Linked DNA regions of Homo sapiens: region 2 is linked to region 1. Evidence: chromatin contacts called from ENCODE Hi-C or POLR2A ChIA-PET data. All regions are on one chromosome and are shown on one strand. The core of a region is the stretch at or near the end of the contact, and the rest is flanking DNA. Distances in the headings are between cores, read along the strand shown.

Evidence for each region. A loop is a pair of places that touch in the nucleus more often than their neighbours do. ChIA-PET counts read pairs that join two places held with the same protein, here RNA polymerase II (POLR2A). Pooled maps may share reads with other maps.
Region 2: a loop to region 1 is called in a pooled map, with 4 times the contacts of the local background. The contact joins the promoter of GSTM3 here to the promoter of PSMA5 in region 1. A Hi-C loop is called at or near these places in 6 of 50 pooled maps. POLR2A ChIA-PET finds 5 or more read pairs at or near these places in 2 of 52 experiments (HepG2 and activated T-cell).

Annotation. Positions count from the first base shown.
Region 1 is chr1:109,423,214-109,428,517 of GRCh38, forward strand. PSMA5 (proteasome 20S subunit alpha 5) reads right to left here and starts at 3,235. Exons shown (of 9, transcript NM_002790.4): 1 at 3,089-3,235. The coding sequence starts at 3,117. RefSeq lists enhancers at 3,298-4,229, 3,736-3,795.
Region 2 is chr1:109,737,899-109,743,202 of GRCh38, forward strand. It overlaps GSTM3 (glutathione S-transferase mu 3), which reads right to left and starts at 3,140. Exons shown (of 9, transcript NM_000849.5): 1 at 3,055-3,140; 2 at 2,342-2,613; 3 at 1,935-2,010; 4 at 1,531-1,595; 5 at 387-468; 6 at 193-293. The coding sequence starts at 2,389. RefSeq lists a silencer at 2,350-2,579.

The DNA of each region.
Region 1 (5,304 bases), core at 1,985-4,484:
GGATCACCTGAGGTCAGGAGTTCGAGACCAGGCTGGCCAACAAGGTGAAACCCCGTCTCTACTAAAAACACATAAATTAGCTGGGCGTGGTGGCAGGTGCCTGTAATCCCAGCTACTTGAGAGGCTAAGGCATGAGAATCACTTGAACCCAGGAGGCGGAGGTTGCAGTGAGCCGAGATGGTGCCACTACACTCCAGCCTGGGAGAGTGCTAAGCACAAGTTACTTCCAAATCTCTACTACCAGTTTCACCTCTTTCCTAACTAATTTAAATGTTTGCTGAACATTTCCACTTGCATATCCTATTAGCACTTAACACTTAACGTTTTCCAGTTTGAAATATTATCTCTTTAAATCCAGCCACCTTGCAAAATTGACTTCATCTCCTGCCATTCCAATTTCAGTTTTAATTTAAAACATCTCAAATCTTCCAGTGTTCCCAACATACGAAGTTCTAAATGATCTGACTCATTCCTCCCCATCTTTTCCCATATCCAACTATATGCTAAGTCATACCAATTCATATCAATTCCTCCTCCACAGTAACACATCACTCTTCCTTCTCAATGCCCTCATTACCTTTCACCTAACTATTGTTAATAGCCTAACACTAACAGGTATTGACTCACTTTCCCCTAATTCAGACAATTAATCTCTGTAAAACACAATTATTATTTAACAGCACACAGTTGCCTACAGAAATAGGACCCAAACTCCTTAGCCTCGTATTAAAAACCATTCAATATCTAGCAGCATCCTGTTTTTCCCATTATCTCCTGCTGTTCCCATACACGTATCATATGTGCCAGTCAGACTGGACTTTTCCCAAAATGTATTGTGCTTTTCCATTGCCCCTCCTTCATTTATCCCATATTCTCCAACCCACAACTATTGATCTCACTGTCTTTATTAAATTCCTACTCTTTCAAGAAACCTAGTTTAAATGTCAGCTCCTTTGTGAAGTTTTCCATGATCGTCTCATATTGAATGCAATCCCTCATCAAAACTTCCATGGTATTGATTTGAATTTCTCTAATGGCATTAATATATTTCTGACTCACACTATAGTTACTTCTGTAAACAATTCTTTTTTTTTTTTGGAGACAAGGTCAGCGCCACCACACCCGGCTGATATTTTTTAATGTTTAGTAGAGATGAGGTCTCACTATGTTGCCCAGGCTGGTCTCCAACTCCTGAGCTCAGGCAATCCTGCCTCGGCCTTCCAAAGTGCTGGAATTACAGGCATGAGCCACTGTACCTGTAAACAATTCTTTAAGAGTCTCAGGCCGAGCGAGGTGGCTCTCGCCTGTAATCCCAGCACTTTGGGAGGCCAAGGCAGGTGGACCACGAGGTCAGGAGTTCAAGACCAGCCTGGCCAAGATGAGGAAACCCTGTCTCTACTAAAAACACAAAAATTAGCCGGGCGTGGTGGCACCGCCTGTAATCCCAGCTACTCAGGACGCTGAGTCAGAGAATTGCTTAAACCCAGGCGGCAGGCCAGGCGCGGTGGCTCACTCCTGTAATCCCAGCACTTTGGGAGGCCAAGGCAGGTGGATCACGAGGTCAAAAGATCGAGACCATCCTGGCCAACATGGTGAAACCCTGTCTCTACTAAAAATACAAAAATTAGCTGGGAGTGGTGGCGCGCGCCTGTAGTCCCAGCTACTCGGGAGGCTGAGGCAGGAGAATCGCTTGAACCCAGGAGGCGGAGGTTGCAGTGAGCCGAGATCATGCCACTGCACTGCAGCCTGGCGACAGAGCGAGACTCCGTCTCAAAAACAAACAAAACCCAGGAGGGGGAGGTTGCAGTGAGCCAAGATCACGTCACTGCACTCCAGCCTGGGCCACAGAGCGAGACTGTCTCAAAAGAGTCTCCTATATGCGAGCAAGGAGCTTGATTTTGTCCATTGCTGTAGCACCAGCACCTAGAACAGTGCCTTGTTCACAGCAAGCACTCAAGCACATTAACTAAGAGAATAAAAAGGGATGTATTTTAGGCCGTCTTGGGAAGACAGAAAAATAAGTAACAAAGCAGTCAATACATATGTTAAGTAAATGGCCACAAAATTTAATAAATGCCTTCTGATAAGCATAACAATTTCTATCATACACACCCTAACTCAAAATTATGTCACCCGAAGATGATTCTCTTCAATGTTCTGGAAGTTAAATATCGACCAACAAAGTCACTTTATAGGACAGTGGGGAAATATGTCAAAACTTCACACACATCTTCTACGAGTCAGTAAAAAAGATGAAAAAGTGGTAACTGCAGGTGGTAAAACTTCGACAGGATCAGCATATACTTGACAGGAAATGCAGCATCTCATACCACTCAGTACAAAGAAAATGTCTGCCTTCCCTGACTTTAAAAAAGAGTAGCTATGTAAAAACTTAACTGACGAAAACAGAAACTGAAAGTAAAAATGTCTACAGCATATATATGTACAACTTAATATTGTGAACATTTTCATACCACAAAAGTTTTTTAAAACTTGCTTTAAACTTTTAAAAAGTCAGAAAAAATTTTGGTCAATTGGAATCGGCATGATGAGAAATCTCTTGAAAACCATTCTAAATTCCAGTTCCTATAAAATCAGACTCCAGACAATATATCCAGCCAAAGCTACGACTGCCTTCGCGCTTCTGAAGAAACTATACACCGCAGCATGCCCTACTACAAACCAGTTGCTTTTTCTTCCAGGAAGCACGTTTAACTTTTTGTTTGTTTGTTCAAGGCAGTCATACTAGGCACGAAAAGATGAACGGAGCAAAGAGTGACCCTTGGCCTTCTCCGGGTTCAAGGTAGGAGTTCCGGCTCCTCACGCCTTCTTTACCAAGCACCAGCCGGAGCTTCTCGCTTCCGCACCGAGTTAGGACCCAGGGGTGACTCAGCGGTAGGACAAGTGCCGCCGATGTGGTCTAGCTTGGGGAAGGACGGCGGGCGCCTGAGGAGGGCATAACATCCCCAGGTCCGGCCAGTCTCGGGTTCCTGGGGAGCCCCATGACACGGCAGAACCCAGGCCGCGCGGCCAGGTCCCGGGCCTGCCCACCCATAATTCCCACCCGACGTCCCCCAGCTGCACGGACCTGTCGTACTCAGACCGGGTAAGAAACATGGCGAGGGTAGGAGGAGGCAGCGGCTACGCGGGGATTCTGAGGACCAACACGACTCCACCGGCACCCAACTCACCGGCAGCCAACTCACCCACACGGCCGCAGTACTAAGGACCAACTGCGCGTGCGACCGCGACCTCTTTAGCCCGCCCTCCTGTGCCTGCTTCCTATTGGCTGGTAGTAGTTCCCGCCTAGGTGATTGGGCCAACGCGCTTCCTCACGAGGGCTTGGTTGGTCCGGAGGAGGAGGAGGACCAGGGAGGTACTTCCGCCTTAAATCGCGGGTGGTTGCTAGGGACGATAGGCACCCAAGGCGTGTAGTGAGTTCGCCTTGTAGAGAAGATGTGAGCCCGCCCCAAGACTGGCAATTGGAAAGGCTTGCATGCAGAGCTGGGTTGTCTGAACCCTGACATAATAGGTCCCTCGCCGGCTCCCGTAATCCCAGCTAGAGGACTTTGGTCCCGTTTCCGGCAAGGCCACCACCTGACTTCTCTTCGCAGGATTCCCTCTCTTAGGGTTCCTCCACGGTGTTCTCCATGCCCGGTCGAGGGCTCCAGGACTTTGGGCGGTAATGAGTCGGCTACAGTGGGTCTGAGCCGGCGCCGCGGACGAGTCCCTTCGTTTCAGCCAGTTTGGCTCGTTTATTGAGAAAAGTGGGGGGCGAGGGGTTAGTATGTAAGAAAGTCTTAAAGTTTCCACATGGTTAAGGTAATTTTATCAACTCTTTCTTGCACCCCTCCCCCTAGTACAGGTTTCAGACCTAAATAACCTAGAGTTCAGGATCCAGACTTCAAAATATTCACTGCTTTTTCTGTTGTTTGTGAAAAATAAGTGTTTTCTTTGAGCCCAGATCGTGCTATTGCACTCCAGCCTGGGCAACAGCCAAACCCTATCCGAAAAAAAAAAAAAAAAAAAAAGCGCTTTCTTTTTCGACGCTTCTTGCTTCCCTTCAATAAGTTGCTTGAGGAGCAACTTTGCAGCTTCGTAATAACACTGTAATTCAAGTATTTGTTCAAGAAAGGCAAGTAAGAAGTCTTGGCACGGGGGTGGGGAATATAGGGAAATGTTGGTCAAATGATACAAAGTTTCAGTCAGAGAAGGTGGATGAGTTCTATAGTTAATAATCATATATTGTGTACTTGAAATTGTGAAGAGGGTACACCTTAAATGTTCTCACCACAGGAAAGTATGTGAGATGATGGATTATGTTGATTAGCTTCATTTAATTATTTGCAGTGTGTGTGTGTATATATATGTATATCAAAACGTCACGTTGTATACCATAAACATGAACAATTTCTATTTGTCACTTACACCTTAAAGCTGGAGTCGGGGGAAAGAAATCATTTATCAGGCAGTATATGCTGGAAAGGGAAATGCCAGCATCTCATTTCCAGTTGTTAATGTGATACCACTAGTCAAGTCCTTAACCTCTCAAGGCCTGTATCTCTCCAGTAAAGTTCATTCTTGGTCCTAGATTAGGTTTGTAAGTCACCAAGGCATTTCAAAGGTGCAGGAAATGTAAAAATAAGCCTTTTGAGTATTAACCAAGATTAGTTTTCCCCACCCTTTATTTTCTGACTTCCTTCATGGATTCAGTAGGAGTTTAGTTTGGTCATCCCTGGCCAATCAGATGTTTAGCACTAATAAAACTGAGGAAGAACTCCAAGTAGCAATCCTCTGGGATCTGTTAGATTTCTGAGAAAAGAATGGTAATTTTTAGCTTTCTTGTCAGCTTTCTGACAAGCTTTTTTTTTTTTTCACCTTATCAGTTATTTTCTATGGAAAAGTCTTGGTCGTAAATTCACTACAGCTGCTCTTTAGAAGTTCTTTTATGGCCAGGCACAGGGGCTCACGCCTGTAATCCCAGTACTTTGGGAGGCCGAGGTGGGTGGATCACGAGGTCAGGAGTTCAAGACCAGCCTGGCCAAGATGGTGAAACCCTGTCTCTACTAAAAATACAAAAATTAGCTGGGCGTGATGTTGGGTGCCTGTGATCCCAGCTACTCGGAAGGCTGAGGCAGAGAGTTGCTTGAACCTGGGAGGCAGAGGTTGCGGTGAGCCAAGATCTCACCACTGCACTCCAGCCTGAGCAACAGAGTGAGACTCCATCTCAAAAAAAAACCAAAAAAAACGGAGTTATTTTACTACGTAGGTACTTTAGCATAATATTTCCTGAGCACCCAGGGT
Region 2 (5,304 bases), core at 1,890-4,389, 310 kb after region 1:
TAGAAAGAAGAGGCACCAGCACCAGAATTACATGACAAAACAAACCAAAAAATATAAGTTCTGTTTCTTATTCTAACAATCTGGATTGGTGGGAAGGTAGCAGCAGCAGAATGGAACAGAGATAACCCTTGGGTTCCTAAATACCCCTTTTTCTGATACTCCATTCAGCAGATGTGTGCTAAGGAAACTCACGTGGTCAGAGCTGTAACAGAGCCTTATCAGTTGTGTGCGGAAATCCATTACTTGGTTCTCTATGATGTCCACTCGAATCTTTTCTTCTTCAGTCTCACCACCTGTAGGCCAAATGACAACAAATCACCCTTGGCATCATCCACTCTCAGACAAACTACCAGCCTGGGGTCCCTCACCAGCCCTACCCCACTCACACATGTTGTGCTTGCGAGCGATGTAGCGCAAGATGGCATTGCTCTGGGTGATCTTGTTCTTCCCATCCAGGAGGTAGGGCAGCTGAAAGGAAAAGGACAGGACAAATGAACAACCTGCCTCTCTCTTGATTCCCTACCTCTCTCTCCAGGGGAAAAGAACACTTGCAGGGCAGTGAACAAGAGTGAGAAGATGCTGTGTTAGGAGAAAAAAGAAAATAAGTAGAAGGTAGCAACTGGGTCCACAAGATTCTAGACAGGGGTTCTTAAATTGGTGTGTGTATGTGTGAGTGTATGTGCATGCCATGGACCTTTTCTCAGAATAAAGTTGTTAAATGCATGAAGCAAAATAGATAATTTACACAATCAAAAAATATTTTTAAAAATTCAAATAAGAGTAACATGTGCCTATTAGTGCATTAAATAGCAAGCAGATGTAATGACTAACATAATCTCAAAGTAAATAACATTATATGTATATATTTACTTACATGTATATAAATATCACTTAAAATATCTGCAACGCATGTTATAGAATATGAAACTACCTGATTTCAGGCTGGGCACAGTGGCTCATGCCTGTAATCCCAACACTTTGGAAGGCCGAGGTGGGAGGACTGTTTGAGCCCAGAAGTTCAGGATCAGCCTGGGTAACATGGCAAAACCCCGTCTCTTACAAAAATACAAAAATTAGCTGGGCATAGTGGTGTGTGCCTGTAGTCCCAGCTCCTTGGGAGGCTGAGGTGGGAGGACTGCTTGAGCCTGGGAGGTTGAGGCTGCAGTGAGCTGTGATTGCGCCACTGCACTCCAGCCTGAGCGACAGAGTGAGACACTGTCTCAAAACAAAAGAACAAGAAACACACAAAAAAGAAAATACCTGATTTCTACTAGTGACAAAGTGACAGACATGGCTAATAACCAATGTCACTTATTGTCTCTCTTCACAATAAAAGGAAATAACTTTTGCTAGTGGTTAATGGGAATGAAAATACATATCCATCCAGTTCAAGGACCCCTGAATTCTATTTATTCTATCCGGGTTAAGATCCCCTATTTTGCATCCTTCTGTACCAGGCAGGAGAGAGGCAAGGATGGATATACTTGAAGGCTTTCCCTTCTGCCCGCCACCTCTACTAAAGCCACTTACATTAGGAAAGTCCAGGTCTAGCTTGAATTTCACATCCAGCCATTGGCTTCGATCATAGTCAGGAGCTGTAAGAGACGGAATTAAGTGGGACCCAACCTCCTTAATACCCCACCTGACAAGAGCAAAAGATCTAAAGAAATGACTTGGTCCCAATACCTCAAATTCCCAGGCCCCAAAAGCATAACCATTGAGCCTCTGAGCCCTATTTGGTTAAGCATTAAGACGGGTTTGGGCTATGTTAAAAAGAGAACCCCCAGTTCCAGATAAAGGATGTGTCTCTATTCACCCAGATTGGGGCAAACGTCCCACCCGGCCTTGGCGCGACGCCACCACCCTCTGGGCGTAAGAAGACCAGGGCAGGTGGAGGGCCAGCTTGGCTGCACGGGCACGCGGAGCGGCATTACCTTCCCCGCACGTGTACCGTTTCTCCTCATAAGAGGTATCCGTGAACTCCAGGAGCAGGCGGATGGCGTGCGCCAGCTGGGGAAGACAGCGGTTCAGCGACTGCGCAGCTCCCACCCATTCCCAACCCCCGCCCGCTAACGTTCCCCGGCCCGGGGCTGCCGAGTCCCTGCGTCCTGCCGGGGCGGTGGTTAAGCGGCCCCTAGGCCCGGCTCCGGCGTGGTCTCCTCCGCCCCTCCCCACAGGGCCCGCGATCCCAGAGGCTGGGCAGGGGTCGACATCCGTGGCTCGGCAGCTCGAAAAGGCTCCCGCGTAGAGCTGCTCCTGCTGGAGATCGCGGACCCAGAGACCCGCCCTCTCCGCGTCAGTCTCTTTGACCGAGCGGCTCTACCGTTGAGACGGCACTCACCCCACGAATATCCCAGTACCCGAGAACCATAGACGACTCGCACGACATGGTGACGGGCTTCCGAGCCTTCGAGGACTAGGGAAACTGTGAGCGGGAGGGGCTTTATACCCGACATAAGGGGGCGGGGCCCACGCGCGGGCGCCCTGACTCCGCCTCCGCCCCGTTCTCCGTCCCTTGCCTCCGCGGCTCCACAGGGCCGTGCGCAGGCGCGACTAATGCCGGCGTTGGGGTTCAGGGCCTGGCGACCCCGAGGCGGGACCCGGGCAGGAGTGCTGCAGGAGAGCAAAGGACCCGAGGTTGAGGCTCCTCCCTTCCCCGCGGGTGGGAGCCAGACTTCATTCATTAATGGTGCCAGTGAAGACGCGAAAAGCACCACTAGCCAGGCAGTGGGGACCCTAGTTACCCAGGGAGAGCGAGATTCGCGCCGTTTTTACCGAGCCAGCCGGGGCTGGATGAAGGATAGGAAGACTGGGGCAAGGCCGGAGAGTCAGACCAGCCTCTGACCACACAGAGCAGAAGATTCCCCACAGACCAAGCTCCCCTCTCTGTCAGTCAAGGACCTCTGCAACCTGACCCCAACGTGCTTTTCCAGTCCTGTCTCTCCCTCAGCCCGTCACAACTTCATAAGCCAGCCCAACCCAACAATACTTGCTGTTCCTTCTACACACACTTGCATTTCCCACCTTGGAGTGTTTGCTCTGTGATCCTCCTACCTGCATCCTAATTTCCACAGCCTATCCTTCCTCAGCAGCCTTGCTGAAATGTCTGCCTATTCCTTGAAGCCTTCTCAGAACCAACCTCTATCCTGGCCAGAAGAGGTCTCTTATCTTGAATGTTTCCTACCTTTGTTTTATGGGCTTAAGTAATTTATGGATTCCTTATTATAATTTCCTCCTCCAATCCCTCCCACTTCCTAATGCTCACGCATTTAGGGAAATTAATCTTGCCTCTTTGTGTAGGATGGACTGGAGGAGGAAAGGTACTACCATTTTTCATTCACTCATTCATCTGTCCAACAATGTTTAACATGCCTGTTATGGACAGGCACTGTTTTAGGTGCTGGGGATACAGAACTGAACTCAACAGACAAAATCCCTGCCCTCAGGAAGTTTACATTCTAATGGGGAAGAAATAAACTAATATATAGTAAATAGCTAGTAAGTCAGGTGGTGATACACATCCTATGGAGAGAAATAAAATCGAGAAGAGAGATAGGGGGTCTCAGGGTGGGAACTGGGGGAGTCCCAGTAGGAAGGGGATTTATGTTTTTAAAGGTTATGTTCATAGAAGGCCTCATGGAGAAGTTAATCTTTAAACAAAGACCTGAAGGAGGTGAGAGATCAAGCCACTCTGCTGTGGGGGCCACCATGGGCTGATATAAATATAAAACAGAATAATTGCTGTTCCTTTTACAAGCATGTTTGCTCTGCTCCTGCCTGCACCCTAATGTCCATGGCCTAGCCTTCCTCAAGTAGCCGTGCTCAAATGCTCACTTCTTCCTTGAAGCCTTCTCAGAATCACCCTCTATCCTGGCCAGAAGAGTTCTCTCCCTCTCTTATCTCGAATCACTTCCTACCTGCAGGAGGCAGAGAGAACTCCAGGAAAAGGGAAACAGCAAGTACAGGAGTGATCACTCTGTGTTTGAAACCAGAGACTAGATGAGATCACCATGGGAGCACGAGTAGCAGAGATGAGGTCTAAGGGTTTGAGGTGCTCTGGCATATCAACATGTAAAGGTTAGGGAAAAATGAGAGCAAACCAGCAAAGGAGTCTGAAAAGGAGTGGCCAGGGAGGTAGGAGGAAAACAAAAGGTCCCAGAAGCCATGTGAAGATGTTTAAAGGGAGAAGTGATCAACTATGTCAAGTGTGGCTGATCAAGTAAGATGAAGATGGAGAATCAATGGTTGAATTTAGGAAAGTAGGGGTTTTGACCTTGACAGAGCAAGAGACCTGCCCGAGGCCCCTATAGTCATGGGAAGAACTAAGCTTCTGAATTTCGGCAGGGCCCATGCAAATGAAAAGGGGCACAGATTTGCAACAGGGTCAACTCGGGAGACATAGGATTCTAGTTGAATGTGGAGGAGTGACAGAGGAAGGAGTCCGGAGCTGCTCTGAGGGTTCTGGCCAGGCCTCTGCAGCACAGCTCTCAGGGCAGTCTGAGAGCCTAGATCCCCTAGCTCAGGTGTGGGAAATCACATTTGCCCATCAGTTCAACTGAAGCAAGGTTGGGACTTTTTAAAAGGGCATTTTGCTAAACAGAAGAAAGGAAGAGTACAAACCACATGGACAGGTGAAATTTATAATGCCTGTGTCTCTCCTCCCAAGAAAGCAAAAGGCCAGTCACAAATTCACCTGAGGTATAAGATTAACATTTATTGAGCACCTATCATATGCCAGGCAATATCTAAGTGTTTACGTATGTTAGCTAATTTATTCCAATTTAAGCTTCACAACAACTTTAGGAAGTAGGTGTTATGCCCATTTTCTTTTCTTTTTCTTTTTTTTTTTTTGCAGTTTTTGCATTACTTTCTTTTTTTTAAATTTTATTATTATTACACTTTAAGTTTCAGGGTATATGTGCACAATGTGCAGGTTTGTTACATATGTATACATGTGCCATGTTGGTGTGCTGCACCCATTAACTCCTCATTTAACACTAGGTATATCTCCTAATGCTATCCCTCCCCCCTCCCCCCACCCCACAACAGTCCCTGGAGTGTGATGTTCCCCTTCCTGTGTCCATGTGTTCTCATTGTTCAGTTCCCACCTATGAGTGAGAACATGCGGTGTTTGGTTTTTTGTCCTTGCGATAGTTTGCTGAGAATGATGGTTTCCAGTTTCATCCATGTCCCTACAAAGGACATGAACTCATCATTTTTTATGGCTGGATAGTATTCCATGGTGTATATGTGCCATGTTTTCTTAATCCAGTCTATCGTTGTTGGACATTTGGGTTGGTTCCA